2 separate regions of the Homo sapiens genome follow, and region 1 is linked to region 2. A link is a loop called in an ENCODE intact Hi-C map of the cell type or tissue named here. Cell type or tissue: OCI-LY7. All regions are shown on one strand. Each heading gives the region's core, and the rest is flanking DNA. Links, peaks and the distances in the headings are about the cores only.

Region 1 (10,296 bases), core at 2,699-7,698, 55 kb after region 2:
AATTATAAATCCAGATAATTTAAAGGTGCTTTTCCCAAGTTTTCAAGGAATAGATTACTCCACTATTACACAAGCACTTTCAGAGAATAGAAAAACAAGGGAACTATATGATTAGCAAACTGAATTAAACAAAATATAAAAAAAGATAACATGGTATGACCAAGTTGGGTTTATCCTAAAAATGGCAGGTGAGTTTAATATTTGAAGTCTTCTGCTTAAAATTAGCAGCAAGACAACAATACGTACTCTTGCCATTTTTATTCACCATTATAGTAGAAGTTCAACAAGAAGGCTGGGCGCAGTGGCTCACGCCTGTAATCCCAGCACTTTGAAAGGCCAAGGCAAGTGGATCATGAGATCAGGAGATCGAGACCATCCTGGCTAACACGGTGAAACCCTGTCTCTACTAAAAATACAAAAATTAGCCAGGCATGGTGGTGGGTGCCTCTAGTCCCAGCTACTCGGGAGGCTGAGGCAGGAGAATGGAGTGAACCCAGGAGGCAGAGCTTGCAGTGAGCTGAGATGGTGCCATCAACAAGAAAAATAAAGACCTAAAGCTTGAAAAAATGGGGATAATACTGGTATTTTTGCAGATTAAATAACTGTCTACATAGGAAATCATGAGGAAATATTATACAATTTCTAGCAATAATAAGTTTAGCAAGATAGGGGAATATATGGTCAATATACAACAATCAATTGCATTTGACATCATCCACAAACAATTAGAAAATATATTTTTACAAAACACATTTAAATTAGTAAAAAAACAAACAAACAAAAAGCATCAATTACCTAGGCCCTAGGTATAAATCTGATAAAAGATGCTTAAGACCTGTATGCAGGAGATCAAAAACTCTTCTTAAGGGACACTAAAGGAGACAATTCCATGGAGAGATAGCCCATGTTCACCCACTCAGCTGTCTATCACTCCTTGTAATATCACCTGAGACTATATATGCTCAACCTCCTGTTAACATGGCTACTGCTCCCAGTAGGCAGCATTTTTATCCCTCCTAAGAGTCCCAGATAGGAAACACCAATGAGTTTAATTTGAATGCGACATCAAATTAATAGTAATAGCTTCCAGAAATGCTGTTAGAAGGGAATCTAGAACAGAGCCTTGGCACAGGGATAACCAATGTCTTATCAGCCCACAGTGTTTGCTATAGGTGTGAGAGAGGTAGAGGAAACAGGCATGCCAGGCATTTTTCATTCCTGGAAAGCATTTTCCAATTCAAAGTCACAATATATAAATCAGCCACAGTGTCTAGCTGCCCTGCAATAGAACTTTCAGTGCGGTACCATGGCTTATCATTGGAATATGAAGAGCTAGTGGTACCTATGTAACAGGGATAGAAGGGGTGCGTTAGTTAGTAGGTACTAAGTAATCCTACAGAATAGCAAAACTCCCTACTTTTATCTTCTACCATCATTAGATGTTTAAGTTGTACTCAAATTGATTTCCATGGTTTTTGTACATTGACCAGATTAAATCCCTTACATTCAGACAAATTAATCATTTGTATAGTACAGGGTTTCTCAAAGAGCATTTCCCCAAGCATCAAGAATCATTTAGATGCTTATTAAAAATATAGTTTCCTCAGCATCACCCAAGACCTTGGTCCCAGGGTCCAAGGAATCTGCGTGTTGTTTTTATTTTCCCATAGTGATTCCTATTCACTTTTACAAATCACTAGTAGAGTAGTTAACACACACCCAAGAGAAACAAGTTGCATAAATTAGTGATCAGTATTACACACTCAATAAGGAAGGAATAACATCACCCGACTTTTCTAAATCTCATTGGTCATTGATCACATTGCATTCTCAGTGACATATCAAGAAGGGAAGGGGTGTGTATAGGACCCACTGCCCCAGCAGGGAGGAGTATTTCAGTATTTTATCACTGAGATTTTTTATAACTATCAACTTTTGCTTTATTTCATCATTGTTTTTTAAAATCTCCATAGCCAATGGACCCCCTACTGCTTACAATCACGTATGTGTTCCCAATGACTGCTTTCCTTGGTAACCACAGTACATTCTAGTTAACTACCACACATTTACAATTTCTCATTATTTTGCCTCTTTGCTTACTTTTTGTCTTTCTCCCCATGTAGGCTCTAAGCTCCATGACACACTGTCTATTTTTTCTCTGTGTCAGACACTAGTAATTATGCAGTTACATGGCTAAAGTACTTACACATTTTGCTCCGGTTGCAGGGATTGAGGTTACCAGACGTACAGTGGTAGACTAACATTGACTTAGGTCTGGAAAATGAAATAAAAATTAAATAAATACAACAGAATGGGAAACTAATGAAGGAAAAATAAGGGAAAATAATATTTAGACAGAGTGGCTTCAATAATTCATCTGATTAACGCAACCTATGCAAGAAGGCTTCCATATTTTTTTCTTTCTTTGGGTTAATAAGCAAAATGGAAGAAGACTAGCAAAAGGGTATGTGTGGGGGGGATGACTGTGTGTGTGAAAGAGATGTTAAATAGGAGTGACATATTATGAAGCACATATGTGTGAGTTCACATAAGAAAAGTTTAATTCTGTTTACCACTTACTAACACAGCCAAGTGTATGAACAACCTGTTTTTTTTTCCTTTGTACCAGGAAACTTCCCCACACATAGTGATTGAACACTTTTGGCATTAATCAGAGTTCAATTAAAAAAATACTCTGTCATTTCATCCACTTCTATCTCCTTTGCCCTAAAAAAGAAAGCTGAATGTTAAACTACTGAATAGAAAGAAAAGCCTTTTGGTTATCAAGAATTGTATGGTTAAGTGATTTAAATGTTTTATTACTTTGTGAGTAGCCAAATACTAAACTGTATTTTGAAAACAACTGAATGTATATATGATGGCATATTAGGAACTCTATAAAACACTGAAACAAACACCCTCTCACATTTGGGGTCTTGTACAATGAAATGCCTATATTTGGAAAATGTGCCTAATACATTACCCCTCCCTCTCATGACATCTTTGAAAGCCCACTTGAGCATCCACACCTGTGAACTGCAGCACACCATCCTACAGCTAGTGGGAGACTGACGGCTGTATCACCTGGAATTGGAATTAAGTCTCCCACAGCCATTGGAGTAGCTTTTATGGACAGAAGAAACCCTTTCCCAGCCTGCACAGAAAAAGAACATAAAATGTGAAACCAGGTCTTAAGTAACAGCTGGGGCTGAAGTATGTACCATCAAACTGATTATACTAGTGCAATAAGTGAAAACAGCTAACATCGATCCACTGCTTACCAGGTTCCCACACTAAGTCTGACTTCGTCAGCCTATCCTAGCTTCCCAGCCAAGCGCATCTTCAGCATTTTCTTGAACTACTCGTGTTCCTCACGTTCCTTTAGGGAATAAAATTCCTCATATTTGTGAGAGATTAATAAACTTAATTACCAAACACCAAGAATAAACCTTCACATTTTAAAAATTAACTCATAAGACACGTTAAGAATTAAGATTACATAAATTTCCCATTAATGTTTGTTTTCCATTTCCTTAATGATTTTGTTTTCTGCTAGGGTTTACTAACCTACAAGCAATAGTAGGCAGTAAAAGTTTAAGAAAGTTTTATTTGAAAAAAAATTAATTGGTGAAATTCCACAACTAATGACAAAAACTTTTTTGGCTTAGAAAAATGGCCTTATTATTTACTTTTTCTTCAGAATCTCATTTCACCTCACAGATCACTGATGTTATATAGATACAAGAGTTTGGAATTATTTATGTTAATAATTTGTTGAGTTTATGAAATTCATTCTTTCTGCTTTGCATGTTTCCCACTTTAATTTGAAATGATTAGCACTTTCTTATGTTACTCAGTTCTCTTTTCTTATAACTAGCTCCCCTTCTTTTGGACATAAGAAACCAATTTAGAACATTTTTTAAAATGTGAATAAATATGCAGCTTTGCATATAATGAAAACCGCTTTGGGATCACGTTAAAATAATGATGTTCTAAGTCATCAAACGTTCACCCCAACTGAACTTTTTTAGGAGAAAGAGTTGAAGGCAGGTGGGAAGCAGAAAGAAAGGGGCTGCTAGAAAAATCCGGAATTCGAAGGAAGGTCTTTGTCACTACCATAATTCATTGTCTCATATTTCTATTTGAATTCATGTTGAACCCAGCTCTGGGAGGAATAGAGACAGAGTCTGAAGGGCAGTCTGAATCCCTAATAAGATTTAAACTCATTTAGATCACTGATTTCCCATTCATTGTACAAAAGAGTAAAGTGGGGTTTAGGCCCTGAATGCCTCAGTGTGAGCTGTGAACCCCACAGCTCTGCCGGATCAATGTGGACTTCAGGGAGATGCGCACTGAGGGCTGCTCACCTAGAGGAGCCACGTTTCTCCTTGTAAGACATTATTGAAAAGGCGTTGCCGGCACATGTCGACCTATGTAACAAACCTGCACGTTGTGCACATGTACCCTAGAACTTAAAATAGAATAATAAAAAAGAAAAGGCCTTGCCTATATTCACTGATGTTTGTATTTGAAAAATTTGCCCCAATATTGGTAGTTCTTTCTTGTATTCATTAAGAATTATTGATGTATACCTGCTTTCCATACACACACATAAACTCTTCTATGTGTTTTATAATAACGAATTTAATAATCTTTGAAGATATTTTTACTGCATCCTCAATTCACTGCACTAATTCATGCAATTATAAACTGCAGGAAGGAGGAAATACCCCCATCTTGCGATAAATAAAGCAAAATCCTTGGCAGAACCATGCCCGCCTGTCCGCGCCCCGACCAGCCCTCCCGGGCAGCCACTCACCGGTGTCCGTCTTCCCAGCTCCCCGCCATGTCGCCAAGTGAATCCATCCTGCCGTCCGTCTCCACTTTCACCAGCCCGTACCGCAAGCGCCGCCTGCAGGAGCGCTGACCCTGCGCCGAGCCCGAGGCCAGGGGAACCCACAACTACCTCAACAGCGTGTGGGACTCCATTCGGTCCACAGGGCTGGATGGCCTGGGGCCGAGGCCACCCCGAAGCCCCCGGCGACCCCACCGTCTGCGTCCTATTACCCGAACACTGCACGCCGCTGCCCTAGGGCGCCCTGGAGCTGGACCCGCTGCCAGAAGGCCCGCGCTGCTCAGCTGGTTTTTGTTGTTTTTGTTGTTGTTGTTGTTGTTGTTGTTGTTGTTGTTGTTGTTTTGAGATGGAGTCTCCTTGTGTCGTCCAGGCTAGAGTGCATTGGCGCGATCTCGGCTCACTGCAAGCTCCATCTCCTGGGTTCACGCCATTCTCCTGCCTCAGCCTCCGGAGTAGCTGGGACTACAGGCGCCCGCCACCGCACCCGGCTAATTGGTTTTTGTACTTTTAGTAGAGACGGGGTTTCACCTGTTAGCCAGGATGTTCTCCATCTCCTGACCTCGTGATCCGCCCGCCTCAGCCTTCCAAAGTGCTGAGACTACAGGCGCCCGCCACCACGCCCGGCTACTTTTTTTTTTTTGTATGTTTAGTAGAGATGGGGTTTCACCGTGTTAGCCAGGATGGTCTCGATCTCCTGACCCCGTGATCGGCCCGCCTTGGTCTCCCAAAGTGCTGGGATTACAGGCGTGAGCCACTGCGCCCGGCCTGCTCAACCGCTTTCAACTGGCGCTGCCCAGCCGCCTGGTCAAAGCCCAACCCCCTGAGGCAGATGGCGGCAGCTGCGGCTGCGCACCCAGGTTCAGGCATGGACCGCGCGTCCTCAAACACTAGGGCGCCCCGGGCCTGCGGCTTCATGCATGCGAGGTCCCGGGTCCCTCCCATTCCGCCCCCAACACCCGCCCCTCAGCCCCTACGGCCCGCACGCCTCCTTCCCGCTGCCTTTCCGTGGCCCTGGTTTGGGACACCCAGCCCGGCCTTCATGAGGCGCCCCCCACCCAGCTCCGCCCCTCCACGCCCCTGTCTTTAGTCTCTTAGGCGTTGGCCGCCACCGCCACAGCCCTGGGCCTGGCACCCCCAGTCGCCCGCAGTCTCCTTGTGGTGGCACCGGCGTCCCCGCTGGAGCGGCTGGAGGCCAAGCCCAAGCATGACAGCTGCTCCTGGCCTGGGAACCGCAACACCGGGCATACCTATGCGGCTACGGCCAGACCTACAGCAAGAATTCTCCCTTGCAGGCACATCTGCGCAGCACACAAGTGACAAGCCCGACCACTGCCACTGGGATGGAAGCAGCTGGAAGCGTGCTCACTCAGACAAGCTAACGCTCCACCACCACAAGCACAGGGGCCACTGGCCATTTCAGGGCCATTGGTGCCACCACGCCTTCTTGCGCTCTGCCCACCTTGCCCTGCACAGGAAGCGGCACATGCAGCCCAGAGGCCTCCCCACCTGCACACGGCCCCCTCCCAAACTGTGACTGGTATTTATTGCACCCAGAGAACTCGGCAGGGCGGTGTGGCTCCATAGGGTCTACCTCGACGACGAAGACGGCGCCACTGCCCCAGCCCCCATCTGTGACTGAAGACCAGGTGGGAAAAGACCACTATCCGCCTTGACGAGTTCTGTTTTTCAAAATGGTGCAATAATTAAGTGGCATCTTCCCTCCCACGGGGCATAAGACTTGATGTCCTTTGAGAAATAAGTGCCTTAATTTGTACTGTCTGCGACATTTTTTATAATATTGTACATAATAACTGGGACAGATATTGTTATTACTGTACATAGAGTGGCAGGGCTACTTGCCTCCTTTTCCTAAGACTTTTGCTTCTTTTATTTTTAATTTTTAAAAAAGTCTTTTTTAAAAAGAAAAGAAAAATCCTTATTAAAGACTTTTCAAAATAGAACTCTTAAATAGTAATTGATAGCACTTTACCTCTGTTTTCCTGATAAAAAAAATTCTAAAAGAATAAAAACAATTTCATCCTGCCTCCATATTATAACCAGAATAATTGAAATAATATGCTTCAATTGATAGTAAAGTAGCATTTATGTTTTTGGATCAATGAAGCTAAGCCAGCACTAAGAATTTTCTTACTATTCCTCCACTACATTACAGTTACTTCTTCATCCCTATACATACCGCAATAATGAGTCAGCTACATCCATTTAGATTATCAACCCAACCCTAAAAGAAAGAAAATTTCCATTGGTTACACATTTCAGAAAATTGTTGTATCTTTGGAGCATCTGCCGTCTAATCTTAATAAATTTCAAACAAGGGCACTGAGACTCCAGCCGATAGAACTATCTAATTCAGTATGATTAAGATCCCAAAGATCAATGGCAAAGCATTGGCTATTTTCTGCAGTTTGTGCAAGAATTAAAATTTGGCCAGGATTGTTGTTTGTAGCAGGAGTCATGAATGGTTTTGTGGCGTTTTATGACAACTTAAGGGCTACAATGGACCTTGTCCTTATATCATGATCTGCTAAGCAATTCACCAACCATACTTCACCTCATTCCTGATTTTAGCCTCCTTAGGAGAACATTGAAAACATGATTGGTAATAATGTGTATTGACTTGCTTAAAGATGTTACAGGAAAGATTATGCTTAAGAGTAGTTAGAGGGAAATGTATTTTTCAGTTTGTTTCCTAAGCCCTAAGCCGTCTCTTTACCTTACAGTATAAAAGTCGAAATGCGTATAATGGGAGACCAGATATACGGGAAGAGAAGATGAAGGGACTAATATTCGTTGAGCCTTTTAGTAGGGATCTACCTTTTACTAGAGATTGAGCACTCCTCATACATTGTCTCATTAAACCAACTCTCCAAAGTAGTATCTGTCCTGTTCTACCGAAAGAACAACTCAAAAATGTTGCATTGCCAGTAAGTGGTGGAGCTGGAATGTATCTGCCCTCAAAGCTTCACGGACTTGCTTTGAAGAAGATGGTATAATTCAAAGTACTTTCAAAAGGACATAGCAGTATACTGAGGTTAAAAAAAATTAGTATTCCCAAACTGATATCCTTCTGTGAGCTTTGTCACCCTGGCAGTTAGTTGCAATACTACCAATTTGGCCATCAAGAACATTCTGATATGTTTAAGCTACAGTGGGAAAGCCAAGATATGAAAACATCACCCATGGGAATTTTGAGACTAGAGTAGTTAGAAGCTAATTTAAGATCTCCATCCAACTCTAAGATAGGGTAACTGCCAGAAGAGCCGCATGATCCCAAAGTGGAATTTTGCCCTAGTATAATGGGTTAATATTTGATTGGCTGCACTTAACTATAAATCCTGAGGAGAAGAAGAAGAAGAAAGACATCAGAAAATAATTGGGCTAGAAGAACCTTAGTTTGAAAGCAAAACACAGAATCCAGGTAAGTGGGCTTACCAGGAAAAGCTGGTGCCACGTTGCTCTGCACAATGCAGGGCCTTAGGATGGCAATGGTTAGGTTCCTGCTCTCCTGCTGCACCACCATTTCTCCCAAGGCCTTGCTATAGGTCTAAGTATTGGGACAATCTCCAATCCGCTTGGGAGTGATCTCGTCAATAATGGCGTTGTCTATACATAAAAGGTAGTCAGAGTAAAAAGAATTCTAGCAACATGTGTTAGACAATAGACCAAAAGGAAAATGTGAGACACAGTCAAACAAAACTTCCACCTTTTAGCCTTGGTTCTGGAATTCAGAACAGTCACATGATACCAAGTTTGAGCGCGTACCTGTCCAAAGCATGCATGAGCTCTTTTGTCTTCACTGCTAAGCCCAATCTTACAGTCAAATCCTATGCCCTCCCATCCAGACAGGTAGGTAGGTAGACGGATAGAATCAATAGCGATGCCACTTTATTACTACTACTAGTATAGGGCTATTAGTACTACTTTAGCGCTACTATTACTTTGTCAGTACTGATTACTACTTTATCTGTAGTAGTATTAATTTGAGGTAATTACATACAACCTCTTTACTTCCTTTCCAACAAGCTCGTAAGTACATTCATTGCACATATTTTTGAGTCCCAATCATTCTCCCAGTAGTGTGCTGGAAGCTGTGTTCAGGGAGTTTGAGGCTCTCCTCCAAGGTGTTTCAGTGGCAGCCCTGTTCAGTGTTGTCCTATAGAAACCCAGTGCAGTGATCCTGAAGAGTTTAGCTTTACATTTTAAAATTTTCCTTCAATGCAAATCAAACCAAGGTGATTACTTTTGGCAGACTGACAATCTGTTTTACCAAATCTATGTAATGCATTTTGAAGGTCTGTTTAGAGTCTATGATAACAAATTGCTAATTATTTCCAGAGATTTTCAATGAATTCTGAAGTCTGTCAAGTGTGGTGATTATAGTACTCTGAAATTGCTTCAAAACCATGAATATTGAATACTCCTACTTACAAGATGACATGTATCATGAATAACTGAGTTACCATAGCATCAGCCTAGTCTTTCTTAAAAATATGTCAGAACCAGCCGGGCACAGTCACTCATGCCTGTAATCCCAGCATTTTGGGAGGCCATGGCGGGCAGATCACGAGGTCAGGAGATTGAGACCATCCTGGCCAACATGGTGAAACCCCGTCTCTACTAAAAATACAAAAATTAGCTGGGCATGGTGGCGTGCGCCTGTGATCCCAGCTATTCAGGAGGCTGAGGCAGGAGAATCACTTAAACCAGGGAGCAAAGGTTGCAGTAAGCTGAGATCTTGCCACTGCACTCCAGCCTGGTGACAGAGCAAGACTCCATCTCAAAAAAAAAAAAAAAAAAAAGTCAGAACCATTTGATAACCCCAAAATCTATCTACAACTCTCTGAGAGAGCAAAAAAAATTATTGTCAATTAAATATGCAACATGTATTCTAGCTGACAGATCTATGTGGTTAAATTGTTAATATAACATAGCTTTTTAAAAATTAAGCTGTCGGAATATGCTAGGGTGATTTTTCTGATCAATGTGGTCCATTTATTTCTATTTTATACAACAGAACATAACTATACTATTTTGATTGTAGAAAATCTTCACTGTTACCACCTTGCTGACATGACACATTTTTGAACAACTAAGATGTGCATGAGGTTAAGACTCATTCAGAATCACAACTCTCAATATTAATGCCTCATTTGATCCTGGGGTAGAACATGGGCATTGACCATTATGTTTCCATTTTTCTTCCTTTGCTTCTGAGTGCTGAGTGTCTTCTGGATACTAAATGTCTTTTCATTCAAGTTGAATAGAGAAAGATTGAGGGGTTCTAGAATTAAAAACTTAAACTACATAGAAATATCAAGGATATTTTAATTATATGGTCACCTGGGGGCTGGGAAAGAGCATAGGATGATTCATACATCTCTCAATCTTAACAATAATCCTACCGTTACCTCATTTCATTT
Region 2 (10,296 bases), core at 2,131-7,130:
CTTTCCTGCTTCTTTGTATGTCCAGCAAAATTTTATTGGATGCTTGATATTTTGAATTTTGCACAGGTAAGTGTTGGATTGTTTTCTTTAGAGTGTTTTGCCTTTTCAGGAACTTTTGGATGGTTGATCAAGTAGCCTTTGTTCTAGAATTAATTTAGCCGTACTTCTAATGTGTGGTCATTCTAGGTTCCCTACTAAATGCCCCTTATAGTTGATAATGCCTCTACACTCTAGCTAGAGGGAATGTGAATTCTTTCTCATCATGAGCTCAAGGAAATGTTCATCCTACAGATCCCTACTATTCTTTCATGGTAAGTTATTCTTGCCTGGCCTCATGGGGTTTCATGTTGTATATATTCAGATTATTCAACCAAAGAATCAAGGAGGGGACTTCTATGCAAGTTATTGTTTTGTTTTTATTTGCATACCTCTGTTCCTTCCAGGACTCTGCCCTGCAAATTCTAGCTGCTTTTGCCTCCTTGAGCCATGGTCTCTGGCTCAACTCAGTGGGATCATTAGACTCATGTCTTACAGCCTGGTGACACTTCCATGCAATAAGCCGGAGTGGTCTGTTCAGTGACCACAGTACTGCAACACCTGCCAACCAGTGTCTGAAAATAGTGGCTCATGTATTTTGTCCAGTTTCTAGTTGCTTACAGTGGGAGGGTATCCTGGACTGTATTTCCCCTGCATGGTCAGCAGCGCACCTCCATTGAGTCTGCATGTGTTTAATCTGATGGCTCTGTTGGCTGGCGTCTGTTATAGGTTATAAGTATAGCTGCCTGTGCTTCCACCACGAGCACCTGGGGTGTCTTGTGGCATGATTGAGCTAGCTCTGAAGCTGACTCCCTCTTCTCACTCCCTGCCTTTTCTCCCTTACCTTTTGCAGAAAAGGTGTGAGCGGTACTGGGCCCAGGAGCAGGAGCCACTGCAGACTGGGCTTTTCTGCATCACTCTGGTGAGCTGTGGGAGTTTTCAAGGAAGATTCCCAGGGTGGAAAGGCTTTGGGTTGGGCCTAAAAGGTTGAATGATTTAACCCACAGTCCACTCATACTGCAGGAAACCCTCTGGTGTTAGCCTGCAAATAGTTAGAACTTACTATAGGGATAGCCTTTGCATTTTTATTTTGGCTACAATCAGTTAATCTCTGTCATGTAAATGTGCCTGGTTAGGTTGTTGAAATTCTTACTTCTCTTACCATTTCAAAAGAGCTTGGGGAACTCTCTCAAGTCATACATACAGTTAGTACTTAATAAATGCAATAAAAGTTTCATTTTAGAACAAAAGACATCTCTTTTCATTGCAAAAGGGCTTGTGTTTTTATAATAGTTCCTCTTTTGCTCCTGTGTCAAATGTTTCCTTAATGAAAGCTTTGGGGAAAGTTTGGGCTATATGAATTTTTAAAATGTTTTCTGTATTTGATTTTTTAATCAGGAATGCTTTGCTTTCTATAAATGTCTTCTGGTACCTATGATCTTTGTTCTCCTCCCTCTTCTTACTTGCCCCACCCCCCTTACTCAGATAAAGGAGAAGTGGCTGAATGAGGACATCATGCTCAGGACCCTCAAGGTCACATTCCAGAAGGTACTGTGACAGGGGAGGAGGAGGTAAAGGGGCTCCTGAAAGGGGAGAGGTTTCCTCTCCTGTAAAAATGGGCATCATACTAGTACCCACTTCCTCAGTTATTGTCTGGTAGACATAAATGGAAGATGCCTAGAAGTGGGCCTGGTGTATAGTAGATGGCCAATTAATGCTTTTTTCTTTTTTTTCCTAAGTCTTTTGCTCATCTTTTTCTGTGTTTCAGGAGTCCCGTTCTGTGTACCAGCTACAGTATATGTCCTGGCCAGACCGTGGGGTCCCCAGCAGTCCTGACCACATGCTCGCCATGGTGGAGGAAGCCCGTCGCCTCCAGGGATCTGGCCCTGAACCCCTCTGTGTCCACTGCAGGTTTTGGAAATGGGCTTCAGGAGGGTCTGGTGAGGCAGAGGGGACAGAGCATGGAGGGGAGTACAGGGCATGGGGCTAGTCTTGTAGTCTGAGTGCCTATTTTGAGAACCCTTGCTCACCCTCCATGGACTGTAATTGTGAGCACTTGTTCAGCACAGACTCAGCTGGGGAATAAGCACACAGCTCTTGCTCAACAAAATGTAAGTGATTAAAAAGGTTTTCCTTGTTCAGATATAATCTGAAGATTCTGGGAATCAAGAGGCTCTGCAGGGGATCCATCAGGACCCTCACCCCCATCCCCAAATGCCCCATCTAAAAGGGGTTGTGGTCAGGACCTGACCAGGCACACTCTGATTCTCTTGTCAGTGCGGGTTGTGGGCGAACAGGCGTCCTGTGCACCGTGGATTATGTGAGGCAGCTGCTCCTGACCCAGGTACGATACAGGCATCCTGTGTGTGCAGTGTGCTGCCCATGACCACGTGTCCTGCTCAAGTGCCTTGTCTGTCTGCCCCAGATGATCCCACCTGACTTCAGTCTCTTTGATGTGGTCCTTAAGATGAGGAAGCAGCGGCCTGCGGCCGTGCAGACAGAGGTGAACCCTGGGTCTCCTAATCTTCAGGGACAGTGGCCCACTGCTGTCATTTGCCCCTGCCTTCCCTTCTTGATGGTCCCTCACCCCAACAGGAGCAGTACAGGTTCCTGTACCACACGGTGGCTCAGATGTTCTGCTCCACACTCCAGAATGCCAGCCCCCACTACCAGAACATCAAAGAGGTACAGAGGCTCCTTTCCCACTCTCCTGTCCACCATCAGCACCCTCAGAGACCAGGACCCCGAGCAGGGTCCAGCCCCCGGGACTACTGGGAGCAGGCACTGACTATGACATCCACCTGTGCCCTCCTCCAGGCATCCTTATCAGGCTCTCCCATCTTAAGCTTTCTCCCAGAGCCCCTTGAGAGGCCTGGCCAGCTTCCTCCCTCAGGAGCCTCCCCTCCTGTTTTTCTTCAGAATTGTGCCCCACTCTACGACGATGCCCTCTTCCTCCGGACTCCCCAGGCACTTCTCGCCATACCCCGCCCACCAGGAGGGGTCCTCAGGTACCCGGCTCCATCCCCGGATTCTTCCCTGCCCAATTTCTCAGGCTAACCCCTTCTTCATCCTTGGAACACCAGTCCGTTCCTTGTTCACTTCGCCAAGTGTTCGCTGGCCCTTTCTTCGAATTGAGCTCTGGGAACCCACCCCAAGATGATTCAATTATCCCAAGATGATTCATTTACCCCTTGCCTCTGCCTCTAAGGCTTGCCCTGCCTTCTGAGTTAGGCCTTTCCTGGATCCTCTAATCAAACCTTAATTCAGGTGGCTCACCCCTGTAATCCCAGCACTTCGGGAGGCCAAGGAGGGCGGATCACTTGAGCCCAGCTGGAGACCAGCCTGGTTAACATGGTGAAACCCTGTCTCTACTAAAAATACAAAAATTAGCCAGGCGTGCTGGTGAGAGCCTGTAATCCCAGCTACTCCGGAGGCTGAGGCAGGAGAGTCGCTTGAGCCCGGGAGGTGGAGGTTGCAGTAAGCCGAGATCGCACCACGGCAGTCCAGCCTGGGCGACAGAGCGAGATCCTGTCTCAAAAAAACAACAAAAAAAATTCAGCAAATAATTCTAGACGCCGCCTTCTTGTCAGGCCGCACGTTGGGTGCTGCGGACATGGGATTGAGCCGCCTTCGCAGCGGAGACTTAAGGCCCTTGTCCTTGCGGCCATCCCTTCCTGTCTTCTATGCCACTTCCGCATTCTTTTGTTCAGTAGACGTTGACACAGAAATGACCACCCCTCAAACCAACACTCTGCCCCAAATTACCCTCCAGGCTGACCCCGTTCCTCCTTCATCCCCCTAACTTGCAGGGCGCTAGGGACACAGAAGCGAGGCCTCCAACCCAAGGAGCCCTCCCTCCCATCTAGCGCACCGCCTCGGCGGGAAGGAAGCCCGTGGTTTGCGCGCTGAGCAGCCTCCCCACTCCCGCCCTGCCCAGCGCCGCCGTTTCACTTCCTCCCGGCCCTCCCTGCCTGCAGGAGCATCTCTGTGCCCGGGTCCCCGGGCCACGCCATGGCTGACACCTACGCGGTGGTGCAGAAGCGCGGGGCTCCAGCGGGCGCCGGGAGTGGGACGCAGACGGGGACGGGGACGGGGACGGGGGCGCGCAGCGCGGAGGAGGCGCCGCTCTACAGCAAGGTGACGCCGCGCGCCCAGCGACCCGGGGCGCACGCGGAGGACGCGAGGGGGACGCTGCCTGGCCGCGGTGAGTCGAGGCTTGCTCCTTCTCAGGGCATCATCCTGCTGTGATCCGCAGGGCGGAACCATCCTGCAGTGGTCCGTCAGGCCCTGGCGGCCGCGGGGACCCCAGCCGCTAGCCTGGCCACGCCCCGACGCTGATGTCCAGGCGTCCCTGGCCACGCCCCGGAAGCGCCCCCTGGCGGTCGCAGTCGCGGTCCAGGGGCAGGGTTCCTGGCAATACTTGTCTTGGCCGCGCCCAAAGGCTGGAGGCCACGTCCGGGGTGTGTGCCTTCTCCCGCCCGGCGCCCTCGGCTCTCCCCTTCGGGCCTCCGGGGAAGCGTCCCCGCTAGGGGTGGGGTCTTGGGACTCCCTGGGGCTTCCGGAGCTGACCCGTGGGGGGTCTGCTGCCCTCAGTTCCTGCTGACCAAAGTCCTGCCGGATCTGGCGCCTACGAGGACGTGGCGGGTGGAGCTCAGACCGGTGGGCTAGGTAAGTCAGGTAGAGCCTGGGTTGCTGGGACTTTGCTGCTTTGAGTGAACCCAGGAGTCTGGGGTTGATGGGGCATGGAGCTTAGTCCTGTGGATGTGGCTGCAGTGAACCAGGAGGACCTGGAGGCGGGGGGATGGCCTTCTTCATGTCTGCCAGCTTCCACACACCTCAGCTTCTCCATGAGACCCACGGCACCCTTCTTCTCCCAGGTTTCAACCTGCGCATTGGGAGGCCGAAGGGTCCCCGGGACCCGCCTGCTGAGTGGACCCGGGTGTAAGTCTAACGCCAGTTCCTGCCTGTTGCCTCTTGTGAGCTCGGACTGCTGATGCCCCGGTGCTGCTGAGCGCCGTGCGCAGAATGGAAACAGTGGGCCTGGATCAAAGTTAAAGTTTCTCAGGGTGGGAAATGTGGGGGCTTTGCCCCAATGACTGTAGCATTCAAGGCTTGAGGCTGGAGGAGGTAGCTAGGGTATAGTGGCTGGTGAGGCTGCACAGAGCAGATTCAAGAAAGAAGATCAGGAAGGGGCATGACCCCTGAGTTATGAAGGGGAGAAGGGACAGATGAGCTTCCGGAGACTGCTCTCCTCACCACACAGCACTAGTCCATCCTCAGCACCTGAGCCTCCCTCACTTGGACACTCAGGGGACCACACAGAGAAGTGGATGGACACTTCGCCATCCAGGCAGAACTAAGCCAGGCATAACCACAGCCAAGCAGATTAACCCCAGGCAGACCGATAAAAAGACCTCCAGATAGGCAGACAGACAGATGGACCACCAACCTGGACAGACAGCCAAAGCTTCAGAGATACAGTCCACAGGTGGACAAAGGGATCCCCAGCCAGAGAGAGAGAGACCAGCCAACAGCTTGATAGACCAGTGCAGCCAGAGAGACCACCAAACAGAGCCCCCAAAAGACAGACATCTCTGCTAGCTGGACAGCCAGGTGGACCCCCTAAGTTAGATTACTAGACAGATATAAACAGATCCCCTGCTGAACAGATACACAGAGTTCTCAGACCCCACCCCCACCCTCAGGTGGGCTGGCTGGCTGACAGACCTTCTGGCCAGACAGACTCCTAACCAACCAGATGGACTGCCAGACAGGCAGACATCAGCCACATGGAATCCTGACATCCCAGCCAGCCGGCCAGACTCTCATCTTGATGTCTTGATGGATGGACCCCAGCTAGTCAGACATGATCCTCCAGATTGACAGACAAGTCCCCCAAATGAGTACACATCTCCAGCTATTCAGACAGATGGACCCCCAGCAAATCAGGACCTATCTAGGCAGACCCCAGCCAGACCCCCGCCAGACAGACTCCCAACCAGACTGACCCCTTACTATTCACACAGCCTGCCGAGTAGCTGGGACTACAGGTCTAATTTTTTTTTTTTTTAAGAAATGAGTTTTTGCCATGTTGCCCAGACTGGTCTTGAACTCCCAACCTCAAGCAATCCTCCTGCCTCAGCCTCCCAAAGTGCTGAGATTACAGGTGTGAGCCACCAGGCTCAGCCCCCTAAGATTTGAAACACTTTAAATGGCCCATGGTAGGGTTCCTGCTAGGATAAAACATTAAGCGGCTGTTAAAAGAAATAAAAGGAGGACACGTCTCTGTGCACTGGTGTGGACAAATCTCCAAGTCACTGCAAAATGGAAAAAGTATAAGATGCTCTTTCCCTGAACCTCAAGGGTCCCGCCCCTCTCACTTTCAGGTCTCTGGACCTCTGACTGACACTGTGCCTGCCCAGGTCCCTGTATGCACTGCCACAGTGCCCTGGGCCCCATGTCCACCCCTGTCCTGCCCTTCTCTGGGATAGGGCTGGCCTTCCTCTGCCTCTGCCTGGCTGCATCCATGGTCGATCTCAAGTGCCTTGGCATGAACTCCACTCTCCTGCAGCCTTCAATCAAGGAATGATGGGGATGTGTACATACCCCACCCCACCCCTTGGCAGGGTGATGCTGAGGTGTGGATTTTTAACAGTTCCCAGACTTTCCCAGGAGGCTTGGGTTTGGGTGCCCACAGTGGGAGCTGGTGTGATATCATACCTTCGCCGGCCGCCTTTCCTTCCTGTTCTCTGTGCCCCTACTCCCACTCTAGAGCTGCCCCGTTTCTCTGTTTTCGTGAAAGAGCTGACCCTGTGCTGCCTCCCACTCTCCCAATGCCCCTGCCACTCCTGTGAGCCTGCTGCTGGTGAGGTCGGTGCTGACCTCTGTGTTGCTGGATAATGAGTCATCTATCTCTGGAGGAGAAGAAAGGCAGGTCCTCCACAGCCCTGATAAAATCTCCAAGTCTCCCAGTTTCGGGTCCCTCTCCTGGGATGCAGACCCACTGCCTGCCCAGCTGGTACGATCCACATGCCCTCTTCTTGGGAATAGGGGCATGGGAAAGTGACTAAAGATACTGTTCTGGCTGCTGTGTTCACTGTGAGTAATAAACTGTCCATTTCTCCGATTCAGAGGTCTGTTTTTCCTTTTTTTCTTCCCCAAAGATGGAGTCTTGCTCTGTCGCCCAGGCTGGAGTACAATGTCGCAATCTTGGCTCACTACAACCTCTGTCTCCGCCTCCCAGGTTCAAGCAATTCTTCTGCCTCAGCCTCTCAAGTAGCTGGGATTAAACGCGTGTACCACTATGCCCAGCTAATATTTGTATTTTTAGTAGAGATGGGGTTTCACCACGTTGGCAAGGCTGGTCTCGAACTCCTGACCTCGTGATCTACCTGCCCCTGCCTCACGAAGTGCTGGGATTACTGGCGTGAGTCACTGCTCCCGGCCTTGGTCTGGTGTTTTATACACATGTGCATGTGATGTGGAGCTGTGCAGGCCACCTTGTCAGCATGCGAGGAGGGTCCAGTCTCTGCGCCTTCTTGGTTTCTGACTTCACACCCAGTAGCCTCACTCCTGGCCCAGCATGGCAAGCACAGTTTCCACTCAGGCATTTGCCCTGGTTATTCTCTCTGCCTTGGATACTTTTCTCCTAGATTCTGCCTCTAATATATTTGAACATTTACCTCTTAATATTGTTTCCTGTCTCTCCTGATCAGAATGTAAGCTGCGTGAGGGCAGGAGTTTTTGTTTGGTTTACAGCTACTGTCCCAGCTCCGAGAACAGTGCTGACACTTAGGAAGTGTGCAGGCTGATTTATCTCACACCATTTACTCCGGGTTTCCTCACTTCTAGTAAAGTATGACACCTTGTCTCAAATATTCTTTTCCTCTTTCCAGACCCATGTCTTTGCTCATGTAGATCACTACTTCAGGCTGACATAAAAACCGTTCTCTTGTTAAGAAAGCTCAGCAATGGGAGAGGCAATCCTCCACCCGTCTCTTGCTCTCCTACAGGTCTTTCCTGGAGGTAGTGGGTTGAATGGTGGCCCCCAAAAAGATAGGTCCAAGTCCTAACTTCTAGAACCTGTGAATGCGACCTTATTTGGAAAAAGGGTCTTTGCAAATGTAATTAAAACACCTGGAGATGAAATCATCCTGTATTTAGGATGGGCCCTAAACCCAATGATGTCTTTATAAGAGAAAAGAGAGAGAGACGCAGAGACAAAGAGAAGAAGGTCATTGAGATGGAGGCAGAGATGGGGATGAAGTGTCTGCAAACCAAGGAATGCCAAAGATTGCCAGCAAACCACCAGGGGCCAGGAGAGAGGCCTGGCCGATTCTCCCTCACAGACAGTAGAGGGAACCACCCTGCTGACCCGTCAGTTTCAGGCTTTGGGACCTCAGAACTGTAAGAGAATAAACATGTTTTGAGCCACACGGTTTATAGTCATTTGTTATGGCAGCCACAGGAAACTCACACACTGGGTATCCAGGAATGCAAGGCCTGGCCGCTCCTGAACTGGGCATCTCAGAGCTGTGTTTGCAATAGGACACTGCAGCAGGTGATGTTTCCTTCTGGATATGCCCTGAGCTCAGGGCTCCTCTTCTGCAGTGCAGCCCACTGGGTGCACAGCATCTGTCTGGGCTCTCACAAACCCCCATGGGATGTGGGGGTCAATGGGACCGTTGCAGGCACCATACTCGTGTTGCTTTGTTTCTGACCCAGTAGGAACAGTGAAGGCTCAGCTGTCAGTTTCCAAGTAGGATCGGATCTGATGATGCCTCCTTTTCACAGGAGTTAGTTACTTCTCCTTTTCTGCTTTCAACATCCCCTGCCTTGACTTCTCTCCTTTGTATGGCATTTGTTTGTCTTAGACCGTGACGTCCTGAGAGAAAACTAGGCCCCATTTGTGGTTAGGTTGGTTTCCAATCTCAGGGGCAGAGAGCTGCTTTACATAATTGATGAAAACTTTGTTTCTGTTTCCTAACTCTCGATTCAGTGCTTTTTTCACATACTCCCAAGCTTACATGTCCTTGCTACCTTCAGAAACAAAACATGGTATTAAAAGTTGCTGCTGGATATTGGGCAGCTGATATCTGACCTCATGAAGCAGAAGGGGAGGGTGAGGAATTGCCACTTGCAATAGGGATCCCCTGAGCTTCCCTGATACTAACATGGTGGGGGGGGGGGCTTGATAAAAAACAAAGGGCAGGCTCAAGAGCTCAGGGCTGCTGCTGAGAGTCTAATGGCTTCTCAGCCCCTGGTAACCTTACCCTCCAGGCCCTACTCCCACCTCCTCTCCTGCCTCCCACCCGGTCAGTGCTCCACCAAACTTCACTGCCTTACTGGAGTGCTCCTCCCTACCCTCTCCTTCGGCCCAGTCTCCTTCATCCCGGGAGACCCAGCTCACATCTCACCTGCCCTGGGGATGTGGGGCCTTCTCCCTCTCCAGAATTTCTCTTCCCTCACACTGCTCCTCAGAGCACTTGGTGTCCACTTCATCACACCCCTGCCCTGGGCCGGCAGGATCCGGGGGCTACAGGCAGGTTCTATGGGTCAGGGATGGGTCTTGCTCCTCTTTGCCACCTAGGTGTTTGGAGCTTCCCCTGCACAGAGCAGTGCTCCGCAAATGCTTGTGGATTTCAGCTCAGTCAGTGTAATTGCTCAGTTGTGTACCAGAGAAATGGTCTTGTTGGAAAGAGCCTGCAGAATGCCAACTGCAGCCTCAGCGAAGGTGATAGAAAATATCACTAAGCAACGATGGCTTATCACTCTTTGTTCAATTATAGCTAAGTTCAGCCCAAACATAAGGTCAATATCTGAATAAACTATGCAGTAAGTGGGAATTGTTTCATTTATTTTATGGCATAGTTATTTTAGAATATACAAAATGGTCGAGGAGACATGAATCCTTAAGAGTGTATGAAAAAGACAAGTGTTTATAAAGCCATACCAGCATCCAATCAATGTCAGAAGCTTTAAGAGCTGAGAAATGTCCAAACATAAAGTGTACTTGAGAAGTGATTTCCATTGGATTCCATTGCTCTCAAACAGACCCTGGCTCTGCAGCCTTACTTTTGAGGATGACTTCTCCAACAGATCTGTCTGCCTGTCTGGGGACAGATGATTGATGAGGTCAGCAAGCTGAACGATGTCACCTCTCCAGCCCCAAGCCTTTTTCAGGTACCAGAAATGGGAATTTTTATATTATCTCATTTAACATGTCTTGGCGAGCAGGACCCCAGGTTTTTAAGTCTTTGG

Evidence for each region. Peaks named below come from ENCODE experiments on the same cell type or tissue, not always from the same donor. Only the 100,000 strongest peaks of a DNase experiment are listed, where the experiment ranks them.
Region 1: a loop joins it to region 2, with 7 times the contacts of the local background. A loop is called at or near these places in 3 of 110 quality-filtered maps.

Annotation. Positions count from the first base shown.
Region 1 is chr2:130,422,885-130,433,180 of GRCh38, forward strand. It overlaps the pseudogene FAR2P2 and the pseudogene KLF2P2. Among named protein-coding and RNA genes, the nearest start is that of PTPN18, 72 kb to the left of the region's middle. In OCI-LY7, for the core only: a CTCF peak has its summit at 4,928; a DNase peak (open chromatin) is centred at 4,917; H3K4me3 peaks cover 658 bases.
Region 2 is chr2:130,368,244-130,378,539 of GRCh38, forward strand. PTPN18 (protein tyrosine phosphatase non-receptor type 18) reads left to right here. Exons shown (of 15, transcript NM_014369.4): 6 at 890-958; 7 at 1,522-1,584; 8 at 1,805-1,947; 9 at 2,314-2,380; 10 at 2,462-2,539; 11 at 2,632-2,721; 12 at 2,956-3,044; 13 at 4,014-4,240; 14 at 4,630-4,704; 15 at 4,914-7,162. The coding sequence ends at 4,981. Among named protein-coding and RNA genes, the nearest start is that of PTPN18, 17 kb to the left of the region's middle. RefSeq lists an enhancer at 3,587-4,214 and a silencer at 3,941-4,690. In OCI-LY7, for the core only: CTCF peaks have their summits at 4,410 (motif pointing left) and 4,616; DNase peaks (open chromatin) are centred at 2,478, 3,978, 4,418, 4,968 and 1 weaker place; H3K4me3 peaks cover 5,000 bases; H3K27ac peaks cover 5,000 bases.